2 separate regions of the Homo sapiens genome follow, and region 1 is linked to region 2. Evidence: read pairs that join two places in POLR2A ChIA-PET (ENCODE). Cell type or tissue: PC-9. All regions are shown on one strand. Each heading gives the region's core, and the rest is flanking DNA. Links, peaks and the distances in the headings are about the cores only. Region 1 has its middle 20 kb from the start of KYNU. Region 2 overlaps KYNU (kynureninase).

What was found. Peaks named below come from ENCODE experiments on the same cell type or tissue, not always from the same donor. Only the 100,000 strongest peaks of a DNase experiment are listed, where the experiment ranks them.
Region 1: POLR2A ChIA-PET joins it to region 2 with 10 read pairs; 2 of 35 experiments call an interaction of 5 or more read pairs at or near these places.

What each region holds. Positions count from the first base shown.
Region 1 is chr2:142,854,602-142,859,985 of GRCh38, forward strand. It overlaps the pseudogene RRN3P4. Among named protein-coding and RNA genes, the nearest start is that of KYNU, 20 kb to the right of the region's middle. In PC-9, for the core only: no CTCF peak of the experiment used is centred there; a DNase peak (open chromatin) is centred at 3,360; H3K4me3 peaks cover 724 bases; H3K27ac peaks cover 2,783 bases.
Region 2 is chr2:142,912,383-142,917,766 of GRCh38, forward strand. The region is part of intron 2 of KYNU (kynureninase); the gene reads left to right. It also overlaps the pseudogene STIP1P1. Among named protein-coding and RNA genes, the nearest start is that of KYNU, 37 kb to the left of the region's middle. RefSeq lists an enhancer at 2,194-3,069. In PC-9, for the core only: no CTCF peak of the experiment used is centred there; no DNase peak of the experiment used is centred there.

The DNA of each region.
Region 1 (5,384 bases), core at 267-5,266, 58 kb before region 2:
ATTCTGATGATGGAGATGATTATCTTCCTGCAGATTTTGACACACGTCATACAACCTTACAAATAACAGCAAGATATGTCCCACTGGCACTGTGGTTTCTTTTGCCCATACTGGTGGAAACATTTCCATTTGTTCAATCAGAGAGAACACTGGAATGTTACATTCATAACTTACTAAAGATTAGTATATACTTTCCAACCTTGAGGAATGAAATTCTGAAGCTTATTATTAAAAATCTATTCAAATTGGATGTGAATACATTCTGGCATGATATTGAAGATGCTGAGGAAACAGCAGCTCAAACTTGTGGTGGGACAGATTCCATGGAATGATTGTTCAATATGAACGAAGATGAAGAGACTGTTTCTAAGGCTGACTCCAAATGGCTCGGTCAGATGGTGCACCCTGTAGCTGAATGCCTGGACACCCTGCTGTCTTTGCTTTTGCAGTACTTGAAGTATGTCTGCTATGTAAAATACATGGTAAGGTTGATAACAACAAAATAAAGGATTTATAATATATCACAAACTGATAAACATATTTGACAAACCCCTGCCTCCTGTCACGTACAGTTTTTTATGTTTTACCTCTGTGGCTTAAAATTGCGACTCTCAGAAGCATTTTTGGAACGTCTCTGGGAAAAAAAAATGCAGGATCCAAATAATCCTGTCATCATCAGGTGAGCTGCTGGAAATTATATTGGAAGCTCTTTGGCAAAAGCTAAATTCATTCCTCTCATTACAACTATAAAATCATGCCTAGGTCTTTCGGTTAACTGGCCACACAAATACCTTACTAACCAGGATCTGAGAATGAAGGCTTTTTGTGATATTGCTCTCCATCAAACATTTTACTCAGCCTTCCAAGCTGTGTTCCACACCTTTGTTTTTAGACACAAGCAACTTTTAAGCGTAAACCTGAAAGAAGGTTTGAGATGTCTTCAGTGCCTACATTTTTAAGGGATAGTGACTAGGCAGCTAAATCCTCTGAATATTTGCCTGCCCTCAGTGGTTAACTTATTTGCTGCTGTCACGAATAAATATCAGCTAGTCTGCTACACTATCATTGAGAGGAACAACGGCCAGAAATACAGCTGGAGGAGACTCGGTGTGAACGTGCACCAACCCATTGGACGCCTTCTTCCCCTTTGATCCTTGTGCGCTTAAGCAGTCAAGGAAAGTCATTGATTCTATTTATCAGATATGGGAAGACATAAGTGTCGAAGAGCTTCAGGAGTTTAAGAAACCTATGAAAAAGGAGATGGAAAAAGATGGAGATGATCTTTTGAAAGGTGAAGTTCCCCCAAATGATACCATGATCGGGATTATACCGAGCCACTTTGATGCGATGCACATTTCCAAAGTCCTTCAAGTAGTGTGGGCTCCCCACCTGTGTTACACCTGCCAGACCAGTTCCTTCTCATCTCGAGGATTTGTGATTGAGATGCAGCATTCTTCCCCATCACTCATCATGTTCTTTAGCAACTGTTTATGCTGTTTGGGCACTGCATTGAACTAGAATGAGCACCTGACTCAGGCATCATACTTTCAAGTTAGACTTCAGCATCTGAACAGACTTTTTTTTTTTTTTGCTTTTTTGTTCCCCTTAGAGACAAAATTAGAAGACTGAATATCATGTGTAATATTTTATGGTGGGGTTGATGATAAATGATAAATACTTTGCTCGTTTGTTTAAGAAGTACTTTTCTTGGCCAGGCGTGGTGGTGGCTCACGCCTATAATCCCAGCACTTTGGGTGGCCCAGGCAGGCAGATCACAATGTCAGGAGATCGAGACCATCCTGGCTACCACGGTGAAACCCCAGCTCTACTAAAAATGCAAAAACTTAGCCAGGCACGGTGGCACGCACCTGTAGTCCCAGCTACTCAGGAGGCTGAGGCAGGAGAATGGCATGAGCCTGGGAGGCGGAGCTTGCAGTGAGCCGAGATCATGCCACTGCACTCCAGCCTGGGCGACAGAGCAAGACTCCGTCTCAAAAACAAAAGAAAAAAAAAAGAAAGAAAGAAAGAAAAGTACTTTTCTTATGCATTACAGCTTTTTGAGATAATTATTGTGTAATTTCTAATATAGACAGCAGCCTATTTTGACAGACTGCCTTTTTAACACAGGATTTTTTTTCAGAGCCACATTCACAGAACTTTGCTGATCTACTTTCAATGAAGAATCCTTTAAGATAAATCCTCTATTTAAAGACTTTAACTAGAATGTTTTATTTTTGCTGCATTGTTTACCTCCTGCTCTAGTTGTGTGTTGGAATTTCAGTAGGGTGCAGAGGAAATGGAAACTGGGGAGACATCCAAACCTGGTCTGGGACAAAGAGAGTTGGAGCTGGCACTGAAGGAGATCTCTAGGGACCCCAGAAACCAATAACAGCCAGTAGGGAAGAGATAGAGAGATTAGAGAAACAGAATCAGACAAATAATATACTTTCATGGTGTAAAAATGAATTTGAAAAAAAAAGTGGAGATCCAGGTAAATGTAATTCACGTTGACTGAAAGTAGGCTTGGGCTTGCATTAAAAAAATTACATCATATTTTACTCTTCAGCTTTCAAGTGTCCCGTTAGAACTAGAATTGCTCTTTGGTAGCAGTTAGATAGAGTTATTTTTGACCTGCATCATTTGGTTATTTTGAGAATTTCTTTTTTCAAACAGGAAAAAAAAAAATTAGGGCCGGGCATGGTGTGGCTCACGCCTGTAATCCCAACACTTTGGGAGGCTGAGGCAGGTGGATTGCCTGAGCTCAGAAATTTGAGACCAGCCTGGCCAAAATAGCAAAACATTGTCTCTACAAAAAGCACAAAAATTAGCTGGGCGTGTTGGTGCATGCCTGTAGTCCCAGCTACTCTGGAGGCTGAGGAGGAGGATGGATTGAGCCCAGGAGGTAGAAGCTGCAATGAGCTGTGTTTGCACCACTGCACTCCAGCCTGAGTGACAGAGTAAGACCCCATCTCTTAAAAAAAAAAAAAAAAATGGAGGTTATTCGGTGGAATGGTTTTGCTAGCAATAATAGGCCAATAATAGGCCAAACTTACTATGGCAGTCTTTATCCAATAGCTATGCCTATCATGGATTCAGCTTGGTGAAATCCTTCTCTACAAGCCTCTTTTTCTATTTTCACAACTAAACACTGGGAGAGAGGGGAAGTCTAAGATGAAACCTTGCTTTATAACAAATTTGCCCAAGCACTGCCCGAGTCATTGTGAAGTTCAAGTATATTTTTGCTTTGTTTTTTAAATGTGTACTTTTTTGTTTACTTGTGAAAATAACCATCTTCAAGCATATTTATTTTTCTGCCCCTTCTATTTATTTAAAGACAGGCAATATTTTCTTGACCACAAATATTTTGTAATGAATCACACCCTCTATCCTAAGGCTTTGTATGCTATTGCATAATTACACTGGTGGCAATATAGAGTTTGAATTTCAGTCTATAAATATGTTTTTTGGAAAACAGAAATTGTCATTGCTTAAAAAAATTTGGATATTGGTGATTTGATTTTGGTGACTTGGTGGAAAGTCATTTGAGAACCTCATGGTTCTTTTTTAATTGCCGACAAAAAGTGGCTTTTTGTAAGTTGGATAAAATGAGTAAATGAAATTGTATCTAGAGAAGTTAAGAGTAAGTGTAATCTTTGTGGGTTGGAAAGCAGTTTTAACACAGAAGGACCTATTTACAAATAAGTCTGTTTAGCTTTGAAAGAGTTTGAGAAAAAAAAATCCATTGTGAAAATAAAGCAATGGTATGATTAATCCAGAACCTTCATTCTTATGCCAATAAAAGGAGGTATCCCAATTTTAAAAAGATTTCTCACTTTAAAAAAAAAAGAGAGACAGAGACAGAGAGAGAGAAGGGAGAGAGAAAAGGACTGTAATCAAGACTCTATACCCAGCCCTGAATCATTCATCTGTCAGAGCAAATAAAGCTATCTAATGATACGCAAATAATCAAAACCATATTATTCTACACCGGTTAGAGGAGAAATGGATCGAATTAAAACCAAACAATAACTAGAACAGATTGCTCAAGTATCACTATGGAGGAGAGAGATCCCCCAACCAAGAAAAGGGTATTTTGTGAGCTCCATTCTGGGGGAAAAAGATTGGGGATGCTGGAAATCAAATAATAAATACAGTAAGTATGTTATTTGGTCAGCCTACATGCTTTATTGAAGTGCAACTAAAGTCCTAGTCTTTACTAGTTCTCTATCCAATTGTGCTCAGCCTAAAGTTGAATCTATGTACGTTTTAGTGTCTGCATTTTTATTATCAAGATTTTAATTGATGTTTCTTTTATACTCATATTTTATTGTTTCAATCTTCCTGTTTTTTACTTCCTAAATAATCTAAAACACACTTATTCCTCTGACCATAATTTGATGTGGAAGAAATTTGTCATCTGAGTGCTTAATCATTGTGTATGTCTTTCTGAGTGTTATGCTACTTAATATAATTTGAAATTTTACTTTGTAGACTTAAGAAATAATTTCATGTGATTATTAATATTCTCTCTCTCCTCCCACTCTAATTGCCTTACTCAAATCATGCCCACCCACTCAATTCTGTTTTTCAAAAGTAACAGTCATAGTTCCAGTAGCCCAACTTGTAAGAGGCACTTCTGCCTCCTACGGGAGCCAAACTTGTATCTTTTTTTCTTTTTACCCAGATCCAGAGCACTTTAGGCCCATAACTTCAGCCCTACTTAGGGTTTTGTTGTTGTTTTTCTACTTCTTATCCACAGAAGTATGTCTTCTTTGAATCCCAGCTATGATTATTTTGCTTTTCTTTTATTATGTTGTCTATTATTGCAGTTTTGAGGACTATGTTGTGTGGAAGTCTTCCCACTTCCTCTCTTTTTCCCTCAATCTCTCTCTCTCCCTCTCGCAAACACATACACACATATATCTTATTTTCTTTCCTTTGATCCATTCCTAATCGAATTCCCTCTTAGAATAAGCATTGATTATTTCTTTCATAATCTGCATTCTTCCCAAACCACTGTCCATGCCATTATTTATACCCATGGGGATTTTTGAATAATATATAGTATATGCTTGTATGTTTTATGATCAAAATTGCATTATATACTACGTATCATGAAAATGTCATGATTGTGGTTTTTACTGAATATTTTACTTTTGATATCTCTGTCGATATAGATAGATATTATTCTTTCTACTGTTCTATAGTATTCCATCATATGCATATCACATATTGTGTCTCTTCATTTTCTTATGTTTAACATTTCTAATCTTTGTTATGGAAAACATGCTTATATGGACAATAGCCCACATTTCTCTTTGTAAGTGAAGAAGTGTTTCTGCGGGATCCAGTACAGATAGGGCTGATTTCCAGCTGGACAGGAA
Region 2 (5,384 bases), core at 287-5,286:
TTTTTTTTTTTTTTGAGATGGAGTTTCACTCGTGTTGCCCAGGCTGGAGTGCAATGGTGCGATCTCGGCTCACCACAACCTCTGCATCCCAGGTTCAAGCGATTCTCTTGCCTCAGCCTCCCAAGTAGCTGGGATTACAGGCATGTGCCACCGCACCCAGCTAATTTTGTATTTTTAGTAGAGATGGAGTTTCTCCATGTTGGTCAGGCTGGTCTCGAACTCCCAACCTCAGGTGATCCGCCCACCTCGGCCTCCCAAAGTGCTGGGATTACAGGCATGAGCCACAGCACCCAGCTGGGATCTTTTGTATTTCTTTCTTCCTTTTTTTTTTTTTTTTTTTTTTTTGAGATGGAGTCTTGCTCTGTCACCCAGGCTGGAGTGCAGTGGCACGATCTCGGCTCATTGCAAGCTCTGCCTCCCGGGTTCACGCCATTCACCTACTTCAGCCTCCAAATTAGCTGGGACTACAGGTGCCCGCCACTGCACCTGGCTAATTTTTTTTTGTATTTTTAGTAGAGACAGGGTTTCACCATGTTAGCCAGGATCATCTCCATCTCCTGACCTCGTGATCCATCCACCTCAGCTCCCAAAGTGCTGGGATTACAGGCTGGAGCCACCGCTCCCGGCTGGATCTTTTGTATTTCTGCAGGATTAGTTGTAATGTCATCTTTGTTGTTTCTGACTGTGCATATTTGAATCCTCTGTTTTTTTCTTTTTAATCTAGATAGTAGTCTGCTGATTTTGTTTATCCTTTTAAAGAAACAGCTTTTGGTTTCATTGATCCTTTTTATGAATATTTAGGAGTTGATTTCGTTTTCTCCTTTGATTTCAGTTATTTATTCTACTAGCATTGGGGTTAGTTTGTTCTTGCTTTTCTAGTTCCTCTTGGTGTGTTACTAAATTGGGAATTGCAGATCATTCTAACTTACTGATGTAGGTGCTTAGCACTATAAGTTTTCCTCATAATACTGTGTTTGCTGCATCTCAGAGATTTTGGCATGTTGGTTGTGTCTCTGTTTTCATTTATTTCAAATTTTTTTTTGATATCTGCCTTAATTTTATTGTTTACCCCAAAGTCATTCAGGAGTAAGTTGCTTAATTTCTATGTAATAGTGTACTTCTGAGAGATCTTCTTGGTATTGATTTCTACTTTTATTCCACTGTGGTCTGAAAGTATGGCTGGTATGATTTCAATTTTTTGAATTTATTGAGACTTGCTTTATCTCCAAGCATATGGTCAATCATAGAGTATGTTCTGTTCACAGACGAGAAGAATGTATAATCTGTGGTTGATGGGTGGAATGTTTTGTAGATGTCTATTAGGTCCCATTGGCTAAGTGTTGAATTGAAGTCTAAAATGTCTTTGTTAGTTTTCTGACTTGATGATCTGTCTAATGCTCTCTTTGGGGTGTTGAAATCCCTACTAGTATTGTTAACCATCTAAGTCTTTTCATAGGTCTAGAAGTACTTGTTTTATGAATCTGGGTGCTCCAGTGTTTGCTATGTATATATTTAGGATAGTTTAGTATTCTTGTTGCATTGAACATTTTATCATTATGTATTGCCCTTCTTTGACCTGTTTTATTGCTATTGGCTTAGGCAGTCTGGCCACTCCTTGGCACCATTACAGTAGCTTCTACTGGGGCTATGGCAGCTGATGCCTAGCTGCTCAGGGATCCAAGGCCTGTGCGGCTCCACTGGGCTTAAGTGGTACCCCTGCAAAGATTCCAGGCTGGTCTCTGTGTTGATTTGGAGTTCCACTGAGGTCAAGGGCTTCTCCCATGCCCAGGATTGCAAAGGTCCATGGCAGATGTTTGGATCCCCTGGGAACTCTCACTCATCAACCCTTTCCTGACTTAGGGAACTTTCCCCAGGTCTGTACTGGTCCCAGGTGGGCAAGTCCTTGGCTTTGCTCCTCTCTTCTCTGTGAGTCCTCTTGCTTTCTTGTTGAATCCCAACATGACATCTTAGATGATCTACTTGAAGTCGTAGCATTTACTCACCACTTTGTTTTCTCTCCATGAGAGCAGCATATACTAGCTACTTCTAGTCAGCCATCTTGAGCACCTCACCTGTTTTCCAGATTGGAAAACTGCCCATATCTGGGGAGCTCTGCATTTTTCTTTAGAGTGCTTCACAGATACTGCATTTTTTACAAATTAAAAGTTAGTGGCAACTCCAATTCCAGCAAGTCTATAGGCATCATTTTTCCAAGAACATGTGCTCACTTTGTGTTTCTGTGGCACATATTGGCAATTCTCACAATATTTCAAACTTTTTCATTATTATATCTGTAATAGTAATCTGTGATCAGTTCTCTTTGATGTTATTATTGTCATTATCTTGGGGCAACATGAGCTATGTCCGTATAAGATGGTGAACTTTATCAATAAATGTTGTGTGTGTTCTGACTGTGCTAGAGACCAGTTGTGGGGATATGTGAGGGCAGCCATGTTGCCAGGCACATGTGGGGACAAGAGGAAGACAAGGGAAATCACCATGTTTGGTGGACCCAGTTTCTAATGGCCTTTATTTGCATATTAAAGCTTGCCTGCAGGCTCTAAGAGCCGGGGCTTTCCTGTTAGACAAGAAACATTTCTGGAGCTGCTTTAAAAGAAACAAAAACTTCCCAAGGACGCCTTTTCATCTCTATCTGCCTAAAATAATTTCTTAATAACTCCTATAACAAAAATATACTGCAAAAGGGTCATACCTGAGAAGTCTGCTTGTTGAGTTGTGGTAATTTTTGCATAAATATTCTAGAAATATATTGTATGAGGTGGGAAGTGGTGGTAGTGAGCAGATCGTGAGACATCAGCTTAAGTATTCATTAACTACTTCAGGAAACTGGAGATTGGAGGTCTCCAGTGGGAAGGAGATTTTCATGAACTCAGAAAAAATACTTCATAAGGGAAAGAGCTAACCAAAAAGCACCAAAGCTGGACTAAGATTTTCTTGCCTTTCTTTTTCCACTCCATTGGAGGAATAAGAAGCAGCAGCAGTGAGGAACAAGAAAATAAATTGTTAATAGACACATTCCTTTGTTCCAAACTGCAGTTTCCTGAACTTAAGTCAAGCATGAGCTAGGGCTGGGGAGAAGATTTAAATCTGAAGTGATGTTGATATTTTGAAACTAGTTCCTAGGTTAAGCTTCATATAAACTAAAAGAGTAAGCTCATAAGGTCCACAGTGGTGGACATTTTTGATGCACTAAAATGCTCCTCAAGCAATAAAGTGAGTTTTCAGAACCATGAGCTTTATAGCAATCATACTGTAGCCTTTTCAAAGAAAGGAGCATTCCAGAAGAATGGCTCTAACACTGTTGACTTAAGGACTAACTGGAGCAAGCCCTGCTTGTTAAAAGCTGAAAATCTTGAGCTCGTAAACAAGTTTGAAGTCAAGTGAACTTTTAAGCAGAGTGCTATGGGTTGAATTATGTTCCCTAAAAATTCATGTGTTGACAGCCTAACCACCTGTTCCTAATACTGTCCTTACAGAAATAATCAAGTTAAAATGAGATATTAGAGTGGGCCCTAATTCAATATGTTGTGATGTTCTTATAAAAGGGGGAAATCGGGAAACACACAGGCATACTGGGAGAAGGCCAAACACACAAGAGATGGCCATCTGTAAGCCAAGCAGAGAGGCCTAGAACATATTCTTCCATCACAGTGCTTGAAAGTAATCAACCTTGTCAACACTTGATTTTGGACTCAGAGCCTGCAAAATTGTAAGACAATAAATTTATGTTTAAGCTACCCAGAAGCTTTAGTTCTAGAAGCCCTAGTAAACTAGGGGGGCTTGTTACATGAAGCAAGTATTCCCAGCTCAAGGAGGATTTACTGAATGTGGAGACTTGGCTGATAGGGGGAACTGATGAACTCTTTTAACATGCCCAATCTGTGCCAGAATTTGAAGTGTGACCCTAAGACAAGGCTCAAAAATCTCTGCCTTCTTTTTGGAATAAAGTTTTTAGGATCACTGCCACATTTATTTTTTAATTATCTATGGCTTTTTTAATCCTATCATAACAAAAAAGAGGAATTGCAGCAGAGACTGTATGGCTTGGAAAGCCTGAAATATTTACTTTCTGGCTTTTTACAGAAAAAGTTTGCCTTGCCTTGCTTAAAACAAGGGTACTGGTTACAGATCCTGCCTGCTGGGTATTAACAGAACAAATGCAGCAAATGATGCTGATCTGAACATGAACCCACAGGATCCCCAGATCATGACACCTCTCAGTGTTTACTCAGAGTAGATCTGGACAGTATGGATTAAGAGGAAGAAATTGAGACACCTTACCCCCCTTTTCCTCCCTCTAATAAGATCAGGCTAAATTCAATGCAGGAAGACTTTCCAGGGAATAAGAAGCAAAGGCACTAAAAGAAAGAGTTGGAAAACAATACCTACAAGAAGAGTGAACTGCGGTCTTGAAGCATTGTGACTTAACCAAAATTTTGGGATTTACTAACAGGACATGTGTTAATCAAGCAGTTCACTTTGAAAAGGAAAGTTCTAGTAAGCTCCACGGCCTTTGTGAAAAGGCCATTGAAGTGAGAGAGAAAACCAAGAGGACCATTGAGAAACTGCAAAAAATGTATGCCCTAATTGGCAATACCTACTTTAAAGAAAAATGTAATAATATCACAATCTCTACAATAAATGTTTTAGCATAGCACTAAACCCACAATATGCTAAAAAAGTTGTCAGTAGAGGAGACAGAAAATAATCCTAAAGAACAGGATTGACTGGTGTACATTAATCCTGACTTGCCTTTGGGAAAAAAAGGTAAATACAATAAATGCTTCAGAAAGGGGACCCTCTCCCACTTCATAAGCATTAAATACTAAACAAGATGTGCAACAGAATCCACACGACATTGAGTTGTGCAAGAGTCAGCAGTTGGCACTGAAGGACTGGGAACTATGGATGAACCCAGAGCTCCCATATTCTCAAGGGTTGTGTAGAGAAAGCACAGGAGCCATGAAAACTGTGGATATAATCCCAAAGGCACTAAACTTGGACTCAAGCTATAAGGAGATTATCAGTAATGTCCAAACCATTGATGTGATAACCTTTTATTAAAAAAAAAAAAATTAAATAGAGATGGAGTCTCACTATGTTGCCCATGCTTGTCTTGAACTCCTGGGCTCAAGTGATCCTCCCAATTTTGCCTCCAAAAGTGCCGGGATTACAGGCATGGGCCACTGTGCCTGGCTGACATGATAACCTTGAGGATGGGAAATGGGGAGGCATATCTAATCCTAGATCCAGGAAATAATGGATACCTTAACCAAGAGGAATCTTCTGGCACACATGTGTAAACAATATATACATATATTTTATTGGTCAGGCTTAAAAGATGCCAATGAAAAACAATATCT